2 separate regions of the Mus musculus genome follow, and region 2 is linked to region 1. Evidence: chromatin contacts called from ENCODE Hi-C data. All regions are on one chromosome and are shown on one strand. The core of a region is the stretch at or near the end of the contact, and the rest is flanking DNA. Distances in the headings are between cores, read along the strand shown.

What was found. A loop is a pair of places that touch in the nucleus more often than their neighbours do.
Region 2: a map of heart shows a loop between it and region 1 (4-fold over the local background). The contact joins the promoter of Brpf1 here to the enhancer-like site in region 1. A Hi-C loop is called at or near these places in 3 of 37 maps with a recorded cell type or tissue (heart and left cerebral cortex).

What each region holds. Positions count from the first base shown.
Region 1 is chr6:112,398,842-112,403,907 of GRCm38, forward strand. No RefSeq gene overlaps it. Among named protein-coding and RNA genes, the nearest start is that of Gm38873, 11 kb to the left of the region's middle. Within about 2 kb of position 3,275, at least 1 of the 3 ENCODE cell types and tissues checked has a DNase peak (open chromatin) inside an H3K27ac peak, as active enhancers do; it is heart, where a contact is called at or near this core.
Region 2 is chr6:113,305,736-113,310,600 of GRCm38, forward strand. It overlaps Brpf1 (bromodomain and PHD finger containing, 1), which reads left to right and starts at 1,402. Exons shown (of 13, transcript NM_030178.2): 1 at 1,402-1,602; 2 at 4,068-4,673. The coding sequence starts at 4,078.

The DNA of each region.
Region 1 (5,066 bases), core at 2,025-4,524:
TTTAGCTATTCCTCTCTTCATAGATACCCACCTTGTTTCCTATCATTCCCAATTAGTGTTATGATCATTAATAAACATGAACATATATGCTTCAGACAAGTTAGGAACTACTGGCTTATTTTACAAATAGATGCTGGTGCCTGGAGATCAGGAGAAAGTATATGAATGCCTAAGTGTGTCAGTGAGCAGACTCCTCAGGGTCACCCCTAAGAGCACAGGGCTGGCAGCAAATGGTTCTGATTCTCAGACCTGCCAGGCTGGTGCACACACCCCTCCCTGCTCTATCCTGTTGGAAACACTGGCCTGGAATTAGATACACATCTTCATTGGCACCCCAGGCATGTATGCAGACAGTTTCTAGCAGGCATTGAAGCTTCCAGCTTCTGCAAAGACACCTGCTTACAGCAAGCCAGGCCACCTAATCACTGGGTCTCATCACCCCTCAGCTTTGGTCCCCAGAAGGTTCTCACTGGATATGAAATAGGAGGCCCCCAGCTTTAGTTAATAGGACTGTGCATATACACAGACATAGACTATGATTTTACAACTTCATTCTCTTCTATTTCAAGCCTAAGGTGCTGGGGAATTTCAAGAACACTTCCCTGCACCCCATGTTCTTTCTTCCTTCCCTATGCACCACTGTGGCACCGGGTAAATTGAATTTCAAAAGAATATTATTCCAACTAAACATAAAACTGTGCTGCTACAAAACGAGTGCCTGCATTGTTTTGGTTTTTAACAACATGTGCCTCGCTTTAACAATGCTCAAGGAAAGAGGGAGTTATCAGGATTTTACAATACTCAGAACATACAGCCCAAGCAGACTCAGACCTGAGCTCACAATGGAAAAAGATCAACCTCTAGGGACAGGTGATCCCCCATTATCCCCACCCCTTACTGCATTACTTTCTAACCAGCTGGTCTCCTCAAAAGCAAGATGGCCCGAGAAGAGGGCTGTCCAAGACTCATTTCTTCCCTATTCCTATAACACAGGACAATGTGACCTTCCAGAGTCATACTGCAGCCTTCCATGGGATGTCTCCTTTGTCACCCTAACTGGCCTGAACTGGGTCCTCTATGTCCCCTAAACCCCAAGACCACAAGGCATTTGTTTTCCTTCCTTTTATTTGCCCACTATAATTTCAAAATCCCCAAAGATCAGGAATGGGACCCAGGAGCAGTAGACTGTGTGTTCAGACCATGGCGAGGTCCAGTGTCCTCTAGGAAACTGGAATGAGGATGTGGAAATGCAGTCAGTTGAATGCTCTGCCAATTCTACCCTCATCTTTCAGCAGAAGTAACTAAAAGGCCATTTAGATATAAACTTTAATCCTGGCTCCAGTGATTTCCAACTTCCCCAGACTTCATCTTGCCTGCCTGTACAATGAGGCTGAGGCCAGACCAAGGAAAGGAGACCTCTAGAAACTCTCTTTCCCTAACCCTAAAATCAAAAAGGCTAGAGAGAGATCCAAGACTGGTTCTGAAAAAGCTTGAGCCAGAGTTTGTTGGCCTAACAATCCATCTCTCAATTCCTGGTCCCCTTGCTGACCCCAGAATGAGGCTAACAAGAAGGTTGAGGAAAATGCAGTTTCACTCCTGTAACCACAGTAATTCTTGAGACCAGGAGACACTATGAAGAGCAAGGAAGAGATAGTCTTTACTGTTAGGAAGGAAAAGAGGCTACAAGCTTCACAAGCATCTCACTCAACTCTTACTACATCCTGAAGTGAGAATTTAAGCTGTGCCCAGGTCAAAAGTCAGGACTCTGAGGCACAGGAAGAAAATGATTGTACCCAGGTCTCCCAGTAGAACAACGGGGAAACTGTGAGTAGAGTATGTGTCCACTTGGCCTTCCCAACTTCTCGACCCCTTCAACCACATGGGACTTACTATCTTCAAATCATAATGGCATCTTTTTAAAAATATCTCTTCCACTCTTGGGCTCTAAACTCCAAGGAAGTGTCTAATGGTCCTCTGTACCCCTTATATTATTCTCAGTGTTGTTGAATAGGTGGATGGGTGGAAGGATGGATGAATGGTCTTATGGGAAGAAAGATATCTGGACAGACAGAGGTATATATAGGTAGGTGGGCAAACTGAAGAGTGGATGGAAGGTAGAACAGATCTACCTAGGAAGACGAATGGACAGGTAAGTGGGTGGGTGAATGGATATATGAAAGGACAGACAGACAGATGGATGGACAAATGAATGGGTAGATAATCGATCCTATGAGCATTAAGAAGTCACTGAAGACTTGAAAGAAGGAGACTGGCACACAGTGGCATAGAGAAGCACACACTAGGACCAACCCTCAAGAAGATCTCAGCCCAGTCAGAAAGGGACTTCACAGAGACTCAAAACATCTCTAGTCCTGAAATGTCACTTGTACAGATAGAGGTTGTGACCCCAGCCAGATAAGGAAGGATGTCCCTGTGTTCTAGGTGGTAAGAGGTTGGGGAGACAGCCTGGAGGAGCTATGGATAGAGCAATCACTGCAGCATAGCAGGACTTAGATGAACAGGGAGGAGAAGAAAACAAAGGCTGACAGCGAAGTCTGTGGTCTTCCTGGTACATCCCACCAGGGGAGGGTAGCCTCCATGCTTCTGCTCAGCAGGTTCGTGGCACCACTTTTTCATAACGAATTGGTCCAGTGACCCCCTCACCCTAGAGGACACTGGTACTACCAGTGTGGGTACACACCCACATACATGGGGGCTCTACATACCTCTTCCCAGCTGCCAAGAGGTGGTGGCCAGTAACCCAGACACCCTCCTAGTGACTTATACTGGAGCCCCAAGAGGCCAAAGCCCAGGCCATTGCTATGAGGCTTCCTGACCACCCCTTGCTTCCATTCTCCTTCAGGGCAAGCATTGAAAGTGGCGAGAAAGGCATGGACTCTACAGTAAGGGGACAAACCTCTTCCTAGCTGAATAACCTTGGGTAAGTCATTAACCTCTCTGAGCTCCAGCTTCACGGTGGAAAGTGGCATCTCCATTCCTCATAGAGAAATTTCAGTGCAAACAGCAGTGAGCAGGACATAGTTAGTCAACACAGAGTCTGATGCCTTGAGCAGGAGCCACCGCTATTACATATTGGAGAATAAAACTAAATCCTTCCTCCATCTGGCTGGAGAAGTTTAGACGCTCTCCAAGTCTCCAGCTGGGAGAGAAGGAAGAGGACATGTGATCTCTCCACCCACTGACACCTCCAGGAGACCCATATCCACTGGGACTAGCCACTAGCCTGGGTGTGGGCTGGGTAGGGCAGGCTCTGGGACTCTCTGACGCATTCTAGGGCTCTCCAAGGTAAAAAATAGCTTTGCTTTGTTCGCCTAGACACACACCCACTGGACTGGCAGCACGCCCACTGGACAGGCAAGTGGTGGGCTATTTCAAGCTGCATAAACAAGCCTCCACCAAGCCCCAACCTCAGGCCTCCAGAGAGCGGTATTAATAACCCACTATCTCATTCTCCCAGGCCAGAAAGACAGGAAGCAGAGCTCTGAGGCTGGCCAGTCCTGGTGTCCCCCACAATCCCAGCTGACAATGGCCACAACAGGACACTCAAATGTCATATTTCCCGCAAGTAAACAGAACACACAAAGGCTATGGTCGTCATAGTAACGATAACACCAGAAAATTGTTCTGACATATTTCACTGGCTCCCGGCTGCCCTGTTCCTACCACAGGGGCTCATCACTCCTCTCTTACACACTCCTCAGATCTGATGTCGCTGGGGCTTCTCTATCTGTTCTTCCTCTGCTCCATTGGCCCCCCCAACCTTCATTCCCACCTCCTCTCCACCCATCTAACTGCCCACACCCCCTACGCACGCATCTGCCTCCAGAAATCTTTCCTCCAGCTGCCCTTGCCCAAACTAGAGTGGCTCTTTCTGTCCAGCCTCTCATGATACACAGGGTCCATGAACATGGAATACCTCAGCACAGGGGACCTTGCAGGACAGAGATGTTGGTATCTATCTATACTGTGTCACTTCAGTTTGATGGTTAGGTATTTCCTGAAACAATGATTGCTCTTAGCCCTTCGGTGTGTCCATCCATAGGACTTTGCTGCTCCACACACACACACCCTAGCATTGAATCAAGTGTTCAGCTGTCTACTTATGAGCTATGCACCCATGCATATTAAGTTATCTTACAAGTTCTCTGCAGTGAAGAGAGACACAGAGTTGGTCAGGCTCAGTTACATTTGCTTTCTCTGGGAAGACTTGGACAAACATCTCTTCACTTCAGACAGGGTGTCAGTGACAGACTAAGTTCGACCAAGTTCAACCTGATAGACCCCCAAAGCATCACTGACACCCTGCCCTGCAGAGCTGACTCCAAGCCTCACCCTCTCATGCACTCCATAGAAGCTGCAGTGTGGAGTCCCCCTTTCAAGTCAATCTTCCATTTCCTTCCAATATGCCTTGTAGCTGGCAAGCATAAGGCAGGACTGAGTCGTGGCTGGAATCCCAAGTGAGGATTCGATGGCCTTCTCCTCTTCCTTCTTTCTAGAGAGAGTGTCGACAGCCCCATTCTCATTGCCATAGACCTAGCTACCACTGACCTACTCTTTTTGTTTGGTTGCCATAGCTACCAAGTCGAGGTGATCTCTACCCCCAAGGGGTCCATGGGATGGTCATGTTATGCCCAGAGAAAAAAGTCATATAAAAACAGATTCATGCTGTCAGAGGATCTTGAACGCGTTCACGACCGGCCAGGAAGAACGCAGCAAACCGGAATCTTCTGCGGCAAAAGCTTTATTGCTTACATCTTTAGGAGCAAGAGTGCAAGAGAGCAAGAGCTTTATTGCTTACATCTTTAGGAGCCAGAGAGCAAGAGAGCAAGAGCTCTATTGCTTACATCTTCAGGAGCCAGAGAGCAAGAGTGCAAGAGCTCTATTGCTTACATCTTCAGGAGCCAGAGAGCAGGAGTGCAAGAGAGAGAATGGCGAAACCCCGTCCCTTTTTAGGAGAATTATCCTCCGCCTAGGACGTGTCACTCCCTGATTGGCTGCAGCCCATCGGCCGAGTTGTCGTCACGTGGAAGGCAGAGAACATGGAG
Region 2 (4,865 bases), core at 152-2,651, 910 kb after region 1:
GAGTGCTGCGATTACTGGTTTATTCTGAATTTTCTGGATGAGTATAATAGCTTGTATTTTCTTTGTGCATGCGAATCTTATACAACAGACACTGTATTAGGCAATTTACAGTCTTCAACTCTCTTAATCCTTATCATAACCCCGGGACAGAGGGACTATATATTATCCCCATTTAATAATGAGAAACTCCGCTGCAATAAGCCATTTCTTTATAGAAACCACCGATTTTACGCCAGACCCCCCCTTTTGACCAGGAAACAACTTGGAGTGCTGGTTTTATTGGCATTTCTCGGGGGAAACGTGTCATAAGAAAACGTGCACTTTAGGGAGCTGAATACCAAGTCCGCATGAAAATAAACCGCGTTCTCAGTGACTCTAGCATCTTGGAAGACTATCATACTCTTCAGTGACAAAACTACAAGCACTGCTTGACAATGATGATCCCTGACATCCAAATTCTCTGAAACCCCCAGGAACTGACAGAATTTTCGAGTTCCAGGTTTACAATTGAAGAACCCAAAGAAGAATTTCCCACGATCACACTTGAGGTGTCAGTCATATTCAATGGGCTGTGTGTTTTGATACCGTCTTCCAATCAGCTACCGGTAACCTTGTAGTCCAGCGCTGCCAATCTGAGTCCTACAGTTTTACTGGAATGCACTGGAACCTCCCCAAACTCAGTTCCCTCATTAGGGCCACGCCTCGTCACCCTTCAGTCTCACATTTCAGCGGAAGCCCCGCCCCTTACGTTCCTAAGTCCCGCCCTTACCCTGCAGCACTGTGGTGCGCTTTCCCAGCTGTAGCTTCATCCCTAGTTTAGCTCCACCTTCCAGGCTTACCCAAAGCTCCGCCCTTCGTTACTTGGGCCCCTCGGGCCCACTCTTCCGGCTGCGGTCGTCGCATCAGGGCACCGCTTTCCCGCAGCTCCACCCCCTAAACACAAGCCCCTCCCGCGCCGGCCTAGTCTTCCCACGTCGCCCCGCCCCTGACCATATCTGCGGGCCTCTGCGGCTCCCTTGCGTTCGTCCGGCTCTAGGCCCTGCCCTCAACTCCGCCCCACCCGGCGCTCCCGCCCCGTTCCTCCCAGTCGCCTTCCTCGGAGACCAAGGCCAGGTCCCTACCGCAGCAGTCGCGCCAGCAGGAGGGAGGGAGCAGGCGGCGGCAGAGGGGGAGGGGAGAAGGGCGGGCTCCTCACGCCCAGCCTCGCGCTGCCTGTCCGTAGTCGCAGATTCGCCACAAACGGCCCGAGGACTCAGACTCCCCAAAACTGAGCTTTCGCTCGCCAGAAACTCCACTTAGAACATGGAGGCGCTTGCTGAGCCCTTTAAGGTGTCCAGAGATCTTTTTCAGACCGACAGGTTGGTCTCAAGCTCCTCAGTAGACCGGCGAGGAACCGTGGCGAAAGTGCGTCTATACAGCGCCACGGGACCACGTTTACCCTGGCGGACGCCGTCGCCGTCGCTGCTGCTGCCGCCGCTGCCACAGCCTTTGCCGCCACGGTCTCGCCGCTGCTGTTCCTGTGCCGCCTCCAGGAGCCCCCCCATTGTCCCGGCGGCACCGGGTTCCCAGGCCAGAAGATCCAAAAGCTCGGGAAACGCGAAGGTGCTTGCGGAATTGCGACGCTGGGGCACCGGCGGGACCAGGAGTGGCAGGGGTCAGCGCGGGAAGCCGGGGGAGCCGGGCCAGAGAGTGCGGGGCAGGAGCCGGGGCGGCCAGCTTCGCTTCCGAGAGTTCGGGTTTCCCCTTCTCGGCCCGTCTCTCATCGCCGGCCTCCCACACGGGGTTGGAGCCCCGGCGGGCGCCCCCGGCGATGAGCCCAGACTGGAGGTGGCCGGTGAGTACGGGCCGGGGCCGGGAGGTAGTGCCAGTGGAGAAGGGGCAGCCCTGGCGAGGCGCCTTAGGCTCCTCCTGAGCCCCTGGAGCAGGGAGAATTGACATGCCATTCGTTCGTGGGGAGCGTCCGCGGCAGCAGTGTTCCCTTTGAGGCTGCCTGGGCCAGAGGCAGAAGGGAAACCTTGTTTGACTTGTTACACTTTGACAAAAGGGAAGCGGCGCAGCATCCGGGAGATTGGGCTCTAGCCCCGCGGGCCTTGTCCCACCCCTTACCCCTTACTTCCTTCTGCTCCTGGAGTTCCCGGGAGTAGGTGCTTCCGCCATATCCAAGGGCCCCAGGGCTTTCAGAGCTAAGTTCTGGACACCTTCGTGCCTCTGACGCCAGGTCCCTTGGGGCACTGTGCTAGTTCGGGAACCAGGGCAGCAAAGCCAGAACGGCAGCGTTCACCAGGGACCCGGCTTGGAAAGTGTTGAGCTTGTTTGTACCTATAATTGGTTTTGTGTTTAAAGGCACAGCAGCAGGTAGGAAATAGAAGTGAGTTGGAATTGAATGTGTAGCTTGGCTGACTTGCTGTCGATAGATGGACGAGAGCTGCCCATTCTTGTAGTTAAGCCTCAGGAGAAGGAAGGAAAGGCTGAGAGTTAGTGTTTGTCAGGGAGGTTAGGCAGGCCCTGCATTGGTGGTCCTAGGCACTAGTTCAAACTAGTCCTGAGAGAAATTGGAGCGGTACCAGACTAAGCTGGGCTCCCTGGGGTTTGGTGCCATCTGCTGTCTCTACTCACCCAGAAACTGAGGTGGGGGAGGGTTAGCCTTTGAGAACCTTGGAACATAATGCCTAGATTTTTGTGATCATGTTTGTGTCCTGGCATTCAGTAGGCCCTGAGTTAATGTTGCATGAATCAGTAAATGAGGAAACCAAGTGTAGCCTGTGCCGTTTGTCCTGCGGAAATGACCATTTCACAAGGTTTCTCCCTATATCTCCCCACCCAGTTCCAGGGTGAGGTTCCCCATTAAGACTTCAGCGATGCACTGATTGTGTAGTTCAATGGTTTCTGTTGGAATCTAGGACTCAGTCATTGGCCACTCACTCAGGCATACAATAAGCAACGTTTAATGCGTAATCTGATCTTCCTCAACTCCTAATCTGGTGGTCTTCTCATTCAGCTATTCACAGGTTTCATGGTATTTGCCCAGGCTTGGGAGTCCAATGCATGCTAGGAACTGGGGATTTAGAAGTAAATAGGTCTGGTATTTACTGAAGATCTCCTAGTAGAATGGGAGAAAACCAGAAAATGTCACACTGGAGGTGAGAATAAAATGCCACGGGAACAGCTTTTCCTTGAGAGAGTGAAAAAAAGTCATAATAAAAGTGTCATTTGGCCGGGCGTGGTGGCTCACGCCTTTAATCCCAGCACTTGGGAGGCAGAGGCAGGCGGATTTCTGAGTTCGAGGCCAGCCTGGTCTACAGAGTGAGTTCCAGGACAGCCAGGGCTACACAGAGAAACCCTGTCTCGAACCCCCCCCCCCCAAAAAGTGTCATTTGAACTAGGTCTTGAAGAATTTGTAGGAGCCCACCATTCAACATTCCTAATTGAGAGCCCTTTGAACCTTGAGAGATTATAACATGTAGGGAATTTTATGCTGCAGTGTGAGCCCACCTCCAGTCTGGGCTTATTGTCGGGGGCGCCCGCCAGGGCTCCAACCCCGTGTGGGAGGCCGGCGACGAGAGACGGGGCCGAGAAGGGGAAACCCGAACTCTCGGAAGCGAAGCTGGCCGCCCCGGCTCCTGCCCTGCACTCTCTGGCCCTGCTCCCCCGGCTTCCCGCGCTGACCCCTGCCACTCCTGCCAAACCATAACTACTGAAAAGAATCTAGAAAGGAAGACTAGGGACAGAGAGCAAAAGGAATTTCTTGAATGTTATATTAGATGGTCTGAATAGAAGCTGGAGAGCAGCTGGAGGCTTTTAGTAATGTAATTGGTATGATCATTGCTACTTAGTAGAAGGATCACTCTTGTCACTTTATGTGAGACTAAGCCAAAGGAATTGAGACATAGGCAGCAATAGGTTTTAAGGGCCCAGACTAGGACCTTTGTAAAGAAGCTGGCACCTAGAGATGCTCTAAAGAGAGACTGGCCAGGATATCCTTGGGAAAGGAAGGCTGAAGAGAATCTACTGTATGGTGTGGGAGCTGGAAACTGTCAGGCCTGTGCTAATTGGTCTGTGTATTCTAGATGTGACAGCATGGGGGTGGACTTTGACGTGAAGACCTTCTGCCACAATTTGCGGGCAACTAAGCCACCATATGAGTGCCCTGTGGAGACTTGCCGCAAGGTTTACAAGAGTTACAGTGGTATCGAGTACCACCTGTACCACTATGACCACGACAGCCCACCACCCCCACAGCAGACCCCACTGCGCAAGCACAAAAAGAAAGGGCGCCAGTCACGACCAGCCAACAAGCAGTCACCCAGCCCCTCTGAAGTCTCACAGTCACCAGGCCGAGAGGTGATGAGCTATGCTCAGGCCCAGCGCATGGTAGAAGTGGACCTTCATGGCCGTGTCCACCGAATCAGCATCTTTGACAACTTGGATGTGGTGTCAGAGGATGAGGAGGCCCCTGAGGAGGCCCCTGAGAATGGCAGCAACAAGGAAAACACTGAGACACCTGCGGCTACACCTAAGTCAGGCAAGCATAAGAACAAGGAGAAACGAAAAGACTCTAACCACCACCATCACAGCGCTCCTGCCAGTGCTGCTCCCAAATTGCCTGAGGTGGTGTATCGTGAGCTAGAGCAAGATACCCCTGACGCACCACCCCGGCCCACTTCCTACTACCGGTAAGACCACCACCATCTCCTACCTCTAGAAAACCAATCAAAACCAATCGAGATGACAGTCTGATAGGAGACAGCCAGTAAAGGAGCACTAGTCTGCCAAGGCAGTGTGAACTGTCCTTTAGCCCTACTGGCACATGCCAGGTCCTGGGTTCTCTCACTTCCTGCTCCCTTTGTAACATTTTTTAAGAATTG